2 separate regions of the Homo sapiens genome follow, and region 2 is linked to region 1. A link is a loop called in an ENCODE intact Hi-C map of the cell type or tissue named here. Cell type or tissue: Caco-2. All regions are shown on one strand. Links, peaks and the distances in the headings refer to the core of each region. The heading gives the core; the rest is flanking DNA. Region 1 has its middle 7.9 kb from the start of PFDN4. Region 2 overlaps ZNF217 (zinc finger protein 217).

Region 1 (8,337 bases), core at 119-8,118:
GTTCCTCAGTTTCACTTCTGTGTTGGTTCCGTTTTTAAATGAGTTCGCTCCTGATATGGCAAGATACCAGCCACTATGCCAGAACTGCCATTTCTACAGCTTCACAGCAAATAGGAAGAGAGGGCTTCTGGCTCCCATTGGAATCAGAAGTTGAGGCTCTGATTGGCCTCAGTTTGGTTCTGTGCTTATTCCTGAACAGTCATGTGACCATGAGTTGCTGAATGGCTGACGGCTGTTCTCAGGCTCCACCACTAAGGTGGTATGACAGTCCACCCAGATCACATGGACTGATAGGGAGGAAGGGGAGGGTCCTCACATTGAAATCAGGGCTATTGCCAGAAGAGCACGAAATGGGTGTCGGGAGGCAAGCACCACATGTTCAGGAGAACTAATTCTTCTTGGGCAGCCAATCAAATGTGGAGTCTGATAAATACAATTTTGCTTCCCATTCCCCATCAGCAAAGAGATTATTACAAAATAAAGTCTGTAATGATGAGTTACAGTTGGATATAAACCTATTAAAATAATGCATTATATAGATTAATTCCCTATGTATGCATTATTCAAGTGCTTTTAATACAGTTCCCCCCCTTTGGGGAGTGGGATCTTAAAATAAAAAGGAGAAAAGTTTTCATTGCTATGTTGTCCTATATATCTTGTCAAATTATGCAAAAAATACATGTAGACTTGTTTCACAAACATAACTAGATAGCATAATTACTTGGGTGGTACTAAAATTTGTTTGAACAAAGTTAGTTCTAAAGGAAGTGAGGCAGGATTCTTTTTGAGAAGTATAATATTTAATTTTTATGGGTATGGGAAAATACAGTGTAGATGAGAATAACTACGATTTGTATCCTTATTTTATCAGATAACAGTTATATAAGGTATAGAAACTTAGAGGCATTACCCAATTGTCCTGAGCCTCCTTTCACCACCTACAAAATGAAAATTATACCTATAGTTTGAACTGAATTAATTTGCAAAATTAATTTAAGAACCCAAAGTATATATTAAATGCTTAAGAGAAATACAGCCTCTTTTTAAGGCCATTGACAATTTAGGGACTGCCCCTCCTCCTCATGTCTTCGCAGACAGCTTTTCCGGAGCTTAGCAAGTGGTAGCTCGCAAAGTACTGAAATCTTCTCCTAGGATCCATGTCCTACACTGCTACAAGAATCACTGATTACATTGGCAATTCAACATTTATTAGGTCAAATGGAATCCATCGTAGCCAGGACCTCAGCTCTCCTTCAGTATGCTCAGATAACACCTGACCGAATATGGGAAGAGGCTCATTGTGTAAACACAAACGTGGAAGTGCCTTTTATTAAAACAAGATTTTACCTGTAGAAAGATTTGAGCATTCAATTTGCCTCGAGGTAGCATCTTTACCTGGAAATGAAATCTCATTCTGTTATTGGAGCCAATGTGTTTATGTCACCATTGGATGCAGGAACAACTTAAAAAATAATAGTATACATATGTTATGATTAACTCTAAACTTTTGTTTACTTTAAGGATAAGCTAAAAAAACTCACTATTGTCAAAAATAGCTTCTGTAATTTGTTCTTTTCACAAGAAGTAAAATTCTTGTGTTATTTTTTATTCTCTGTACCTTGCGAATAACTCATAACTTAGGAGTTCCCAAGTTATGTTCATTCCTCCATTGCAATCTCTGTCCCACCCTTCCCTTTCTTTCCATTTCCGTTGCAATGTAATGTAAGGTTAAGAGCATGGAATGCAAGAGGTGCCAGTTTCAACTCTAGCTCTACTGTTTCTAGCTCTGTGTCCTCGAGCACATTATGTCCCGTACTCTTGCCTCAGTTATACCATCTGTGTGTAATAATGATAATACTACCTCCTTTATAGGGTTGGTTAACTAATGGTCTGTTTTATAAAGGTCTAAAAACATTGTATACGTTGAAGGGCTTTTAAAAATGCTGTACTTTTAGCCAGGTAAAAATTCGGTTAAGAATTCAAACTAGCAAAAGATGATTCTACTTTGGCCCAAAGGCAGTGGTTTCCTGGGTTTGTGTCATCTTGCTTTGCAGCGTGTAGACAATTCTTCAGGAGTTGCAGAGAGAAAAATAACATGCCAGATTTTGGGGTCACAGTGCCATCTGCTGAAGAAAGGAGTGTTGCTCGAACAATGAGTCCACATGATCACAATTTGCGTAAGTACTAGGCCTAGCCAAAAAACAAAACAAAACAAAACAAAAAGAATGCAATAAGTTATGGACTCTTGTACATTGTAGTGGAGTGAATTCCTCAACAGCTTACGCTGTATTATATATTACTGTATTAATCTCTAAATACATTATCACTTATTTATTCATGCATTGATTTATTCATTAGTTAACATTTGTTAAGCACCTACTTTCCTGTTGGTGCCGCAACAACAGAGATGAAGAAAACAGGCATGATCTGTTTCCTTTGGTGCTCTCAGTTTAACAGGGACACAGAATTCAAAAGGGAATATACCAGGGAGGCGTAGAAAGCTGCTTTAGGGGGCAGCGGATGCTGCTCTTGTCTGGGAGATGGGTGCGTTTGAGGAAAGCTTGTGTCTTAGTCAGTCTATGCTGCTACAACTAAAGTCCTGAGTCTAGGTAATTTATAAACAATAGAGATTTATTCCTGACAGTTCTGGAGGCTGGAAAATCCAAGATCAAGGCACCTGTAGGTTTAATGGCTGGTGAGAGGTCCAGTCTCTCCTTCTAAGATGCCAACTTGTTGCTGTGTCCTCTGCAGGGCAGAATGCTATGTCCTTACATGGTAGAAGAACAGAAGAGAATGAACCTTGATATGGTTTGGCTGTGTCCTCACCCAAAATCTCATCTTGAATTGTAATCCCCATAATCTCCATGTGTCAAGGGAAAGACCAGGTGGAGATAATTGAATCAAGGGGGCGGTTTCGCCTACTCTGTTTTCGTGATAGTGAGTGAGTTCTCACGAGGTCTGATGGTTTTGTGTTTGGTAGTTCTTCCTGCATTTATTCTTGATCTTGCCGCCCTGTTAAGAAGGTGCCTTGCTTTCCCTTCACCTCCCGCCATGATTGTAAGGTTCCTGAGGCCTCCCCAGCCATGTGGAACTGCGAGTCAATTAAACCTCTTTCCTTTCTAAATTACCCAGTGTTGGGCAGTTCTTTATAGCAGTGGGAGAATGGACCAACACAAACTCGTTCCCTCAAGCCCTTCTATAAGAGACCCAATCCCATTCTTGAGGGCTCTGTCCTCAGACTTAAAGACCCCCGCCTCATTGTAAAACCACATTGGCCATTAAATTTCAACTACGAACTCTGGAGGACACATTCAAATCATAGCAGCTTCCTTGATGGGAGTAACATAGACGCTGAGTCTTAAGGATAGGCAGACGGTAGAATGCAGCTGGCTGAACAATAGGAGAAAGGCATCATAGGCAGCAGGAAAAGCAAGTGCAAAGGCCCTGAGGCAGGAGGGAGCGTGTAGCATTCACAGAATGGAGGCCCAAGAGGGTGAAGCACAGTGAGTGAGGGGAAAGATGGTCCAAAACAAGGTCAGGGAGGGAGGCTAGGCCCTGGTAAGAAATTTAAGTGCAATGGGAAAACAATGAAACATTTCAAACAGCGTTATGGAAAAACCATTTGCAAAATTGTTTAGCTAAATACAAACTGACAGTACTTAACATTACCCAGCACAGTAAGATTCAAAAGAAGTGCAAAATATTCGGAAGGTGGATTTGAATGATTTAAGTCTGGGGAACACTGTCATGTTCCTCGGGTGCCCTCTGCAGGCGCCAAACCAAATTGCTGCGTGATCCTGGGGATTTGCTCCTTCTTGCCTCTCACTCCTCATGGCCAGCATGGAAGAGGAATCTGATCAAGGTTTCCTTTTTAAATCTTAGAACCAGGAGCCTGGAGCAGGTGTTGCAGGTTTTGGAGGGCACCCAGGTGCGTACTGCCAGGAAATGATGTGATAACCTCATTCTCGCTTTGTGACAAAATCTAAATTAAACTGGGACATGTCTGGACAATTTTGTAGCTTACATACCAATTCAAACAGGTTTTTTTTTTCTCTTCATTTTCCAGTCAATATACTGACCATTTCTGTCCTTATATCTTCCTCACGGAGTGTTCCTGATGGTAGTCACACAGTCTTTTATTATAATTTTATGAGTTCTTGTTGGAGCGATTAATAGCATTTATACTAATAAAACTTTCTAACATACTGTATAATTTACTTATATGTTTTGGTTATGATCTTTTTCCTATCAATAGAATGTAAGCTACATGAGGACAAAGAGTTTTGTCTGTTTTTTCAGTGTTATGCCCTCAATGCTGAGCACCTGCCCTTCTTGGTCCAAGCAACATCCCACTGATTCCACAGTCCTCAGGGACCACTCCAGCAAGATTCAAGCTCTTTCTCCCCTGGACTCGCCCCAGGGTTGCAGCTTCTGGTGCTGTGACTTTGGTCATATGTTTGCCAACCATAAGCTTCATGATGCCAAGCACCTTGTCTGCTTTATTTTTCTGCTTGCAATAGCACCTAGCATGGTAGAAATTTCAAACAAACACACGCATAAATGCTCTCATTTAGGTATGTTAAAACAGAAGGCTGGGAGTTACAAGTTCATATACCTGGAGGGCCTCACAGGTGAGCACATGGATGGGCAGGTGCCCTACATGTACCTGTGTGCGCTCTGTGAGTGGGGGGGTCTGCCAGGCCCAGGAGAGAGCCTGCTGGCCGAATGTGCCAGGCCAAAGCAGCACCAGCAGCTGCCCATCAGGCAGAAACACAGGTGCAATGTCACCAGGATGCTGATTGTACCAGCTCAAGCAAAACTAAAAATCTCAAATATTGGTTCCACTAAAGAAAAATACCATATGGGTCAAAGAAAACATAGCCTGGATCCAGTCAGTGGGAGGCCAGTTTTCAACCTGGCATAAGGGAAAGTCTTTCCAAATGGTCATTGTTGATTCTCCTCCCTGACCTGCAGGATCCACATGCTTCCACTTGTACCCCATGCTTCTCCCCGGAGAGCCAGGGACAGTCCCCAGCTGGAGAAAGGACCAGAAACAAAGGTCGGAAATGCTCCACATCAGGAAATGAGAAGATGCTCAGCAGACTTGAAAGTCCCTGTACCATGCGGACTTGCAGAACGAGTTTTTCTGCTAGGAGAGAGATTAGCTCAAAGGATAGCAAGGTCTGGGGAGAGGAGAGGGACAAGAATGATGAGAAATAGAATGAGAAGGAAAACCTCTAAAGCAAGGGGAAGATAGGGGCATCAGAGGGAGCTGAGTCAGCACCAAGACTGCCAGGAGCCGCCACTGTCCTCTGTCCAGATTCAATGACACTGCCCTGTGCCCGCAGACTCTCTGCCCAGTGCCTTTTCTCTCTGCTTTTGTATGGTCTGTGTGGGGAACTAATGCATGGAGAAGCGTGCACCATCTCATGATAATGATGGAGCAGCCAAAGCCTCATAGAGCATCCGATTGGAGCCATGGCTTCTTTGAGCCCAGCCAAAGGGATCCAGCCCCTACCTCCATATCACCTGTTAGAGGAGACAGTGCCCCCTAGCCCTTCTGTCTCTGGAGCCCCTGTCTCCTGGTGCAATTTCTCAGCTCAGTGACTAGCTAACCAGGCACTTGGACATTAAGGAAGCATGGTGATGAATAAGTGGGCCCTGCATGAGGCAGGCTTCTCAGGGTTTCTTGGCAGCACATGTATTAGCATTTGGACCAATCTGATTTTATTTTATTATTGTTATTTACATTTATGTATTTATTTTTAATGTTGTGGGTACACAGTAGGCATAAATATTTATGGGGTACCTGAGATATTTTGATATGGGCATACAATGTGTAATAATCACATCAGGGGCCGGGTACCGTGGCTCACACCTGTAATCCCAGCACTTTGGGAGGCCAAGGCAGATGGATCAGCTGAGGTTGGAGTTTGAGACCAGCCTGACCAACATGGCAAAACCCCGCCTCTACTAAAAATACAAAATTCACTGGGTGTGGTGGCGCAAGCCTGTAATCTCAACTACTCGGGAGGCTGAGGCAGGAGAATCCCTTGAACCCGGGAGGTGGAGGTTGTGGTGAGCCAAGATCACGCCATTGCACTCCAGCCTGAGCAACAAGAGCAAAACTCTGTCTCAAAAAAAAAAAAAAAAATCACATCAGGGTAAATAGTGCATCCATCACCTCAGGCATTTATCCTTTGTGTTACAAACAACTCGGTTACACTCTTTTAGTTATTTTAAAATGTACAATAAATTATTGTTGACTGTAGTCACCCTGTTGTGCTATCAAATATTAGATCTCATTCATTCTAGATGACTAATTTTTATACCCATTAACCATTCCCACTTCCCCGTCCCCTAGTACCCTTTTCAGCCTCTGGTAACCATCCTACTCTCCATTTCCATGGGTTCAGTTGTTTTAAGGCTTTTAGCTCCCACAAATCAGTGAGAACACGCAACATCTGTCTTTTTGTGCCTAGCTTATTTCACCTAACATAATGTCTTCCAGTTTTATCCATGTTATAGCAAATGACAGGCTCTCATTCTTTCTTTTTTTTATGGCTGAATAGTACTCCGTTGTGTATAGGTGCCACATTTTCTTTTGTATTTTCATTTTACTTTAAGTTCTGGGATACATGTGCAGAACGTGCAGGTTTGTTACATAGGTATATGTGCCATGGTGGTTTGCTGCACCCATCAACCTTCATCTAGGTTTTAAGCCCTGCATGCATTAGGTATTTGTTCTAATGCTATCCCTCCCCTTGCCCCCTACCCCTGACAGGCCCTGGTGTGTGATGTTCCCCTCTCTGTGTCCATGTGTTCTCATTGTTCAACTCCCACTTACGAGTGAGAATGTGTGGCATTTTGTTTTCTGTTCCTGTGTTACTTTGCTGAGAATTATGGCTTCCAGTTTAATCCATGTCCCTGCAAAGGACATGATCTCATTCTTTTTTATGGCTGCATAGTATTTCATGGTGTGTATGTGCCACATTTTCTTTATCCAGTCTATCATTGATGGGCATTTGGGTTGGTTCCAAGTCTTTGCTATTGTAAATTGTGCTGCAATAAACATATCTGTGCATGTGTCTTTATAGTAGAATGATTTATAATCCTTTGAGTATATACCCAGTAATGGGATTGCTGGGTCAAATGGTATTTCTGGTTCTAGATCCTTCAGGAATCACCACACTTTCTTCCATAATGGTTGAACTAATTTACACTCCCACCAACTCTTTATCCATTCGTCTGTTGATGGACACTTAGGTTGTTTCTGAATCTTGGCTATTGTGAATAGCGCTGCAATAAACATGGGAATGCAGACATCTCTTCGATATACTGATTTCCTTATTGGGGGTTATATACCTAGCAGTGCAATTGCTGGATTATGTGGTAGCTCTATTTTTAGTTTTTTGAGGAAGCTCTCTACTGTTCTTTGCAGTGGTTGTACTAATTTACATTCCCACCAACAGCGTATGAGGGTTCCCTTTTCTCCACATCCTCTCTGGCATTTGTTATTGTCTGTCTTTTGGAAAAAGCAATTTTTAGCTGGGATGAGCTGATATCTCATTGGAGTTTGGATTTGCATTTCTCTGATGTTCAGTGATGTCGAGCACCTTTTCATATCTCCATTTGCCATTTGTATGCCTGCTTTAGAAGAATGTCTATTCAGATCTTTTGCCCATTTTTAAACTGGACTATTAGTTTTTTTCCTATTGAGTTGTTTGTGCTCCTCATATACTCTGGCTGTTAATCCCTTTTTTCTTGCCTTATTTCTTAATTAAATATTAAACTAAATATTTAGTTTGCAAATATTTTCTCTCATTCTGTGGTTTGTCCAATGTAATTTTAAAGTCCTAAAAGAATTTAATTCACTGACTCTTCAGTATGTTATAACCTGAACTTCTTGGCTGATTTTATGGGCCTCAGTGTTAGACAGCACCTAAGGATGTGTCATGTTAAAGCCTCTTGGTTTAACCTGTCTTTGTTCTCACCTGCCATTGGCCACCTGCTCCACCCCAGCAGCTCCCACAGTGACCAGCTCCACACCGGCCATGGTGTGCAGACTTGCAGGGCTGCCTCTCCGTCCAGTTGGCTCGTGCTTACAGCCTCACACCTTGTTCCTCCACCTGGGGGCTTCCCTGTGGAAGGCTGAGGTGAGAAAAATTATGGGAGCCTCAATGAGCAACCTGGAAGTGTCTGGGAGTGAGGTCCCCGTGGGGCCAGCCTTTGAATGGGAGGCAGGAACTGGCAAATAAGAGTTCTCCCCAGCTGAACTCTCCTGTGTTCTGGTTAACACAGCCTCTTACAGGACAGTCCCCAGAGAGGGAGCAACCA
Region 2 (8,337 bases), core at 211-8,210, 620 kb before region 1:
AATCACTGTAGGCAGCCATTTAAACACGACGCCCCTCATGCAATACCTTCTAACGTCGAGCTGGATGCTGGACTACCAGCAGGCACACAAGTGTAAAGTGGCCCGGAGCCACCATAGGGCTTCTGAACAGTCAGCACATTTGGAGAATCGACCTCGCTGGAGCTCAGGAACCTTGGTTTGGGAGGCAGCGCCTGCGACGGATACACACAGTCCTGCGGTAACAGTGATGTGATGCCTCTGACCATATGGTACTTGGGAAGGTCATAGCCTCTTCTGTAATTGGCCCCGGGCTGGTCAACGTCAAGGGCAACCACGCTGGACTTCAGTCTTTTTGGAAGGGGCTCACCAAATTCTGCTGCAGTATTGCTGGCACTCCGATTACAGAAATAGTCTCTTCCCGGAGGTGCCCACGGGCTGTCGTTCTTGGCGGGGTAGTCGATGGAACCATTGATGTTACTGCTGCCGAGGGTGGGCTGAGAAGGAGCTACTGGAAGAGGTTTCAATTTTGTCTCGGGTCTTTTTGTCTTATCCGGTGCAGGGGAAACACTGGTTTTAGGAAACATCTCAGATTGCTGTTGCCTGGTGGCGGCCCCTTGGACCCCCACATTCTGCTGTGGTCTGTGGGACTTCAGGTTACTTGGGGCTAAAGTGCTAGAGTCTATCCCTGAAGTCAGAGGGGCCTTGCCTGGCCCAGGAGGGCTCTGCTTCCCCTTCGCAGATGGCAGGGATTTGGACTGCGCCGGGAAAGCAGACTTGGGCTTGGGTTTACAGAAACTAGAGAGGGGAGGCACATCTTTTCCCAGCAACGCTGGCGGGCATCCGGTACGTCGACTTCTAAGCAAGGACTTGTTTCGACAGTTTTTATGAACGTCAGGATTGTATTTATGCTCCAGTCTCTGGTGCATCATTAAAACTTCTGGATAAAATGTCTTGAAGGTACAAAATGGACAGGTGATACTTGGAATCAAACTTTTACTCAAAGAAATTGCCGGGCAATTGTGAAGAGCCCCCACGGATAAATTTAAAGGTTTTTCGTGACAATCCACACTTGGCCTGTATCTGCAGTCAGCTGCGGTCTCCGTTTGCTTCTCTTTGGGGCTAACTTCAAGGTTATGGGTGGTACTGCCATCCGGAGGAGGAGTAACATCCGCCTTGGTTCTACAGATGAGGTTATTTGCCTGAGTTTCAACTGCTGATCTCTTTTTTAACAGGTCCAGGTAAGCAGGGGTAGGGTTTTTATTCACTTTATCAGCACTGTCATCAGCTGCATTTTTATGGAAATCCTGAGTATCTTTGTGTGCTGGTGAGAGGACAGCGCTGCCCAGAACATTCTGAAAAACAGAAGGCATCTCCTTAAGCTGCTTTGCAGGTGGACTGCCTGTAACATCTTTGGCACCATCAAAAAATCTTTTCAAATTTTTGGTTTGCGCACTGTCAGCGGTTAATAGTGCATCTTCAGTGTCCTGATTTTTACCATCGTTCTTGACTTCAGCAGCAACATCGGTTTGTTTTTCCTTGTGATGTCTCTCCAAGTGATACCTCAGAGATGTCTTCTGGGCTGCAGCATATTCACAAAATTCACATTTGTATGGTTTTTCACCTAAGGCAAGAAATGGCACTTTATTATAGAAGTGTATGAAAAGCACTGAAATAGATCAAATATCTATTTATTAAGAAAACAGGCTTCTTTCCTCCTTTTGCTTTCTCGATCTACTATCACATAGGATTTCTCATCAGTTCTTTATCATCCTTACTGTAATGAATATTTGAAATTATGAATGCCTATCTTCAATAGAAAAATTAACAGCAACACTTCTAACTTATTTAATCTTCCTAACAGCCCTAGGGAAATATGTATTATTCTACTTTTACAGCAAAGAAAACTAAAAGCACAAAAAGGTTAAATAACTTGCCCAAGGGTGCACAGATAGTAAGTGGAAGAGATGAAATTTCAAATCTACGCAGCCTCCTACATCATGATGTCATAGCTCCTTTCACAATCTCAAGACTACTAAATAGATTCTCATTTCATTCTCAATCATAAAGACATAAGATGCAGCATTTTAAAATACTGTAGCTTTTAATAAGATAAGAGTCAGGACATAGCAGTCATAAACTAAACAAATGAACTTTGTCCGGGCGCGGTGGCTCACGCCTGTAATCCCAGCACTATGGGAGGCCAACACTATGGGAGGCCAAGGTGAGCGGATCACTTGAGGTCAGGAGTTCGAAACCAGCCTGGCCAGCATGGTGAAACCCCATCTCTACTAAAAATACAGAAATTAGCCGGGTGTGGTGGCAGGTACCTGTAATCCCAACTACTGGGGAGGCTGAGGCAGGAGTATTGCTTGAACCAGGGAGGTGGAGGCTGCAGTGAGCCGAAATTGCACCACTGCACTCCAGCCGAGGTGACAGAGCAAGACTCCGTCTCAAAAAACAAAAAAGAAAGAAAAGAAATGAACTGCAAATAAGAACAATGGCTCAAGTTACAATGGCACTAAAAGAATAAAAATAACCACTGCAATCAACATGCTACATATTTATCCTTAAGCTAGTCCAAGGATCTGGCAGAGTATCTGAACAACAACAACAAAAAAATTAGATAACTACATAATTTAACTAATGCATGGTTAAAAAAATAAAAGTTCTTTACCTGTATGCGTTCTGAGATGAATATTGAGGTAATAATTTGAACGGAAAAACTTTCCACAATAACTACACTCTCTTGAAGATGTAAGATGTTTTATTTTTCCTCCATCATCATTTTTATCTTAAAGGAAAAACAAAAATATTTATATAAGAAGGTAGCTGAAGTACCTGAATAAGGCATGCTGACTTAAATATTCTTGACATAAACATTTTTGGAAAGCATGAAAAAATTCTTTTATATAACATCGGGTTAGAACAAAACGGCTAGACACACACCAAATGCTGTTGGAGGTTGTTTGAAGTTTTAGAGTGTTATAACATGATTTTGTTTTGTTTTTTTCTGGGTACAGCAGAGTACACTATTAAACATTCAGTTCTTCGTTTGCCTTAATCACAAGAAAGATCATTTCATAGACTGAATTGCCCGGGCAGCTTCCGGTTCTCAGTGTCTCTGAGCAGGCAGGATCTGGCAAACTGAAGGTGGACATACATACTGGCGGGAAAAATTATCTTCTTCAGAATAATTTAGAAAAATGAGCCAATTACAAACCGTCAACTTCCCAACCACCAGGGGAAAAATAAGCCGTTTAAGGTTAGGATTAAACAACTGACCACTAGAGGGCAGCAAGCACAACTTAATCTTCAACAGAAAAGAAAGTCTGGCATTGGGCAAGCACCTAGGAAAGTCTGTCAAAATTTAGCAAAGTTTTGGAAAGCAGGCTGTATTGTCCACAAACACTCATGTGGGCGAAAGAGATCTGACAAATGAAAACCTGTCCCCAAATGACAGTGTTTGGCTTTAGTTTCTGCAGGACAATAGGACAATGTGTCTCACGTGCATCAGGAGAAGTTAGAGTCCACTGGAAGGAGGACAGAACTTCAAACACACACCAGCCCTCCAAAAGACAATCAGAGGTGCTGCCGTTAAAATACCACCCCCAAAACACATGAATGTTTAAGTTTTAAATAAATGTCCCCTCACTGTAGATCATATCACTATCCACCTGTAAGACAGACACCCTTGATGATCTATATAGTGTCTAAAGAAAGAAAAAAAAATTTACTTGATCTTCTTAAGTCTTAAAAAAGCCAGGATGATAGTACAATATGATAAATCTAGACTACTAAGATAATATAAGTTTAGGAAAATCAATTCCCCAAATACAGAATGGCCAGCTTTTTTTTCTTACAATCATACCCAAACTAGCTGGGTTTATAACTGGGCGTTGTTGCAATTTCCGACTCCCAACTATGTGTCAGGATTTATGGTATGTTGCGTCATATCCAAAAAGCTATGAAATGCCTTTTCTTTAGAACAAAGGACATGACATTTCCACATCTACCTGGTTCCTGCTCTTTCAAGCATCACCTCTGACTTTACAGTTATATTTTTTAAAGGACTGTGATCTTTTTACAAATAGGCTGTTGAAATTGTCCTTGGGAGGTGGAAGACAGGGGTCAATGAACCATTTTGCAAACAGGGAAATAGTAGCAAAGAAAGGTTAAGCAACTCATAATTGGTCACAAAACAACGCAGTGGTAGAACCAGAACTCAACGCCAAGCTGGGGTGCTCCCACCCACAGCCAGGCATTCTGTCCTGCCTGATGATCTAGCCCATGTTTTCCACACCACCTACCGGTAACTGGCCTTTTCATTTCTTTCAGGGAACTGGGGCATCTCACAGGGCCCCTGCAACAGTACCGGCACTAGCAGAAACCACTTAGCTAACTGGAGTCTGTGTTTAAAGCCTCTTTTTATGATGCCATTAAGACATTAGATTTGTAGTATGCTAAGTGCTGGGTTTCCTGTGTCCCAGGAAACTCAAAAACATTCTAAAGATTTGATATACAGACTACAGTTCTCACGTCAATCACATGATCAGAAAAGGAACTGGCACTGGCTGAAGAGCAGGTGAAGGAAGAGTCCAATCAATCGTGTGGGCAAATTCATCGTGGGTCTCATACACCCAGTTTTCCGAAGAATTCAAGCACACAATCAAGTGACACTGAGAGGAGGAGGCACTTGTTTTAACCGAGGACCACTTTGACAGATGCTTCCCTAAGACCGATTCATGTTCCCATCATTCGCTTGTCAATTACGGCCTGCCCATCAGGGTCTTTTCAACTGTTTTAAGCAGCAAGATCCTCTATTCAAACAAAATACTAAACTCTGATAGGAGAAGCTCTGGCTACAGTGAGGATGGGCGCAACTCCAAACACAGGTGGAATCCTTTGCCCTAGATAACGCCCACCAGGGCTCAGGAATATTATGTGAGCATGCCTTCAGTGATCACCTTCTCTTTCTATAAATGCCACTAGTACACTGAAAATTCTGCTGAGCAAATGAGCCTTCTTAAAAATGTCTTCAGTGTGCTCACATTCCTTGTATTTTATGACAAATCATTTGGGTTCCTGAGGTACCTATAAATGGATACTAGCTTGCCAGACAGAAAGGACAAGGTTTTGGACAGCACCAAACGGCTGCCCAAATAATATTCCTGGCTCTAGTTGATCATCACTCCCAGTACCTTTTATGGCCACTAGAAATTCACTACAGAAAAAGATCAGGAACGCCAGAAAAACTTAAGTGAAGGCTAGGGTCTCTCAATGCTCAAACTATTGACATTTGGGACCAGATAATTCTTTGATGATGGGGCTGTCCTGTGCACTGTACCATGCTGAGCAGTGTCCCTGGCCTCTGCCCACTGGATGCCAGCAGGCACACCCACACACACAGTATGACAACCAAAATGCCTCCAGACATTGCCAGATACTGATTGGGAACAAAATCGCCCCAGTTAAGAAGCAGTGCATTTGGGCTGGATGCACAAGTTATTTTTTTTTTAAAGTGTGTTTTGTGAGCAAAACGATACACGTTTAAAAAATATATATATATTTTCAGAACAAGGAGACCTCTTAACTCAACCCTGTTATTACAGAAATGAGAAAATTAAGGCCCTGAGAGGTTAAATGACTTACACAGAGTGATACCAAAAAGAGCCTGGACTTGACTCTGGCTCTCCAAACCCCATTCCTGGCCAGCGTTGTCTGGAGATGGGAATAGAGAGGGGGAGACGGGGAGACAGACAGACACAGGCGGAACAGCACGGGACGGAGACAGGGCAGCTTACCCAGATGGATTCCTTCGGGAAGCCCATCCTCAGATCCGTCTTCAGAACCACCTTCCCCTCGATCCACGGCTCCATTTTCATCCAGAGGGGCGGCGAGGTCAGGAGAACACGTCCCCGGCTGCCTCCCGTCCACAGACATGGTGGGCGACTCCGCGCCGGCCCTCCGGTCCTTCTTGTGGACCCTGGAGTGCAAGACCAGCTGGTGGTAGGTTCTGAAAGCTTTGCCGCACTCGGAGCAGTGAGTGGGCTTCTCCTTGCTACTGGGTAACTTGGGATCCGCGTCCACGGAGGGCGCTTCGCCGTGGGAGTGTTTGCACTTCTCTTTCTCTTGCGAGAGGCCTGCACAACTGCCCTTATTTGTTTCTCCAAGCTCCTTCTCGGAACTCGAATCGTCGTTGTCGGTGCTCCCTTCTTGCCCCGATTCCTTCACTTCTTGGCAAATGGCAACTTTTCCTTTGGTAGCCAGCTGCCAAGCCTGGAAGGTGGTGAACGGATCGAGCTGAGGGATGCATCTGACAGGCTTCTTCCCCGTTTCAGGGTGAGATTTTGGTCTCAAGTTGAACAACTGCAGGAAGTCCTCCCTCGAGGACGGCATTCCTCCTTGTGGAGAGTCTGTCTGCGCGCTGCTGGTACCGAAAGCAGTTTTTTTGGTGTGCACCTTGCGGTGCTCAATTAGACTTTCTTTATTTGGAAATAGGAAGCCACAAACCATGCAGATTTTGTAAGGAGAGGAGATGCTCTCGGCCGCGTGCACCTGGACGACCTCGTTGATCGTTGCTGGACTACTCTCCAAGCCTTGCTGCAGTTTGCTTCTGGCCCCCGATTTGCCATTATGTGTCCGCATGTGATTTTTAAGAAACCAAGGCTCCTTGAATCTTCTTCCGCACATGTTACACCCGTAAGTGAAAGAATCTTTGTGTGTTCTCATGTGGATCTCAACATCAAAAGCGACTCTAAATGTCTGCCCACATACCTCACAGCTAAATTCATTTTCCTTGCAATTCTTTTCCTTGGGAGGTTCTGTTCGCACTTGACTTTTATCAAGCGGACTGAGATACTCTGCTTCAACCCGAAGAACTGCTGGTTCACAGAGGGTAGGCCGGTGTTGCATTAAGACATGTTTATTAAGGTCTTCTGAATGTGTGAAGGTCTGGCTGCAGAACATGCAATCCAAGGGCATATACCCCTCGATTTGGATGACATTTTTTTCTTGTGTAGCTCGGAATGGAACAACAGCGGTCCCTTTCATTGACAAGGCATCCTCCATCTCCATCGGACTGCCAAGAGAGCTGCCAATCACTTCTGGCCCATCCATGTACATTAAGAGGGATTGAGTTGGCATGTTTCCTGTCACTTTCGATTGCATATAATCTCAAAGTTCCGTTGGGCAATTTCTGGAGTTGGAATAAGGCCACTTGTAAGACTTGTCACTCACCCCTCTAACAGCCCTGGGTTCCAAAAACCAGAGCAAATATTTATTATAAAAGTTCAAAAGAAAGTGTATAGTCCTCTAACTTCTTCGAACTTTTAGGAAGCTCAGTGATGGTGTCACTGGTTCTTTCCACAAACAAGGCATACAGGGTTCCCAATGCCTCGATTCAAATATGAATCAGCACAAAGCATTAGTTCTCTTTGTCTCCATTGAATGAGTGTTTCAATTGAGCAAGAAGTCAATCCCAGCAACCTGGAGACAAGGGATTTCCAAACCCTAGAGGAAAAAAAACAGAAACGGTTAGCTACACTCAGAGCGAAGAGAAGGCTGGTGTGGGTGAGTCATACGGTCTTTTCCACGCAGCAGAGAAGGTACCTAATTCAATTGCTTCACTTTTAACTAATATATAGGGCATCCTGTTAAACGTGCTTGTTAATTAAATCATTGGCATTTTATCCAGTCAGTACACTTATTAAATCAGAATTTCATCCAGTTAAAATCCAGTTTAAATCAGTGCTTTACCGACTTAAATCTAAAATGTCAAGTTTTAGGTCAGAAATTGTTAAATTCAGCTGAATACATTTTAAATGCCACTAAAATGCACATGTGGATGCCATCAACAGCCTCCCTAAATCTAAAGACTATAAGAACTGTGAAAATTAAGATGAAAAAATTAAAACACTTTAGTAAACTATTTTAAATCCAGTGTATACAAAACAATTTAAAATTTGTTTCATATACAAACAAATCTGCATCCAAGAAATCTAAGTGCCCAAACACCCCCTTAGAGATTTTGCACATACAGAGGTCAACAAAATGAGCACAGAAATACAGAAACTTTTCCTAAAATCCCCATTCAAGAAATACTTAACACCTCAGAATGGTCACTCATCTTGGCCAGGGGAACCCTGATATATTTTGGTTCACTGGATATTCGAAACCTCAATCCACTGTTCAAATCCCAGCTTGCTTTCAACGACTTTCTGCCTTCAACAAGCACTGGGTGGGGCTTCCTAGTCCAAACAACAAATAGGGAAAGACATACACAAAGCTCCTTTGTGAATGTATAGATTTAAAATAAAATCCTCAACAGGGCTGTTTCAACATGGCTTAGTCTTTCATCAG

What was found. A loop is a pair of places that touch in the nucleus more often than their neighbours do. Peaks named below come from ENCODE experiments on the same cell type or tissue, not always from the same donor. Only the 100,000 strongest peaks of a DNase experiment are listed, where the experiment ranks them.
Region 2: a loop joins it to region 1, with 6 times the contacts of the local background. A loop is called at or near these places in 36 of 110 quality-filtered maps.

The regions. Positions count from the first base shown.
Region 1 is chr20:54,196,064-54,204,400 of GRCh38, forward strand. No RefSeq gene overlaps it. Among named protein-coding and RNA genes, the nearest start is that of PFDN4, 7.9 kb to the right of the region's middle. In Caco-2, for the core only: CTCF peaks have their summits at 2,110 (motif pointing left) and 3,757 (motif pointing left); DNase peaks (open chromatin) are centred at 2,106, 3,788, 5,138 and 8,080; H3K27me3 peaks cover 180 bases.
Region 2 is chr20:53,575,681-53,584,017 of GRCh38, forward strand. ZNF217 (zinc finger protein 217) reads right to left here. Exons shown (of 6, transcript NM_006526.3): 2 at 5,781-7,488; 3 at 2,654-2,770; 4 at 47-1,600. The coding sequence starts at 7,146. Among named protein-coding and RNA genes, the nearest start is that of ZNF217, 14 kb to the right of the region's middle. RefSeq lists enhancers at 6,160-6,951, 6,349-6,478, 6,509-6,578. In Caco-2, for the core only: CTCF peaks have their summits at 3,252 (motif pointing right) and 3,273 (motif pointing right); DNase peaks (open chromatin) are centred at 2,171, 3,281, 3,901, 4,231 and 2 weaker places.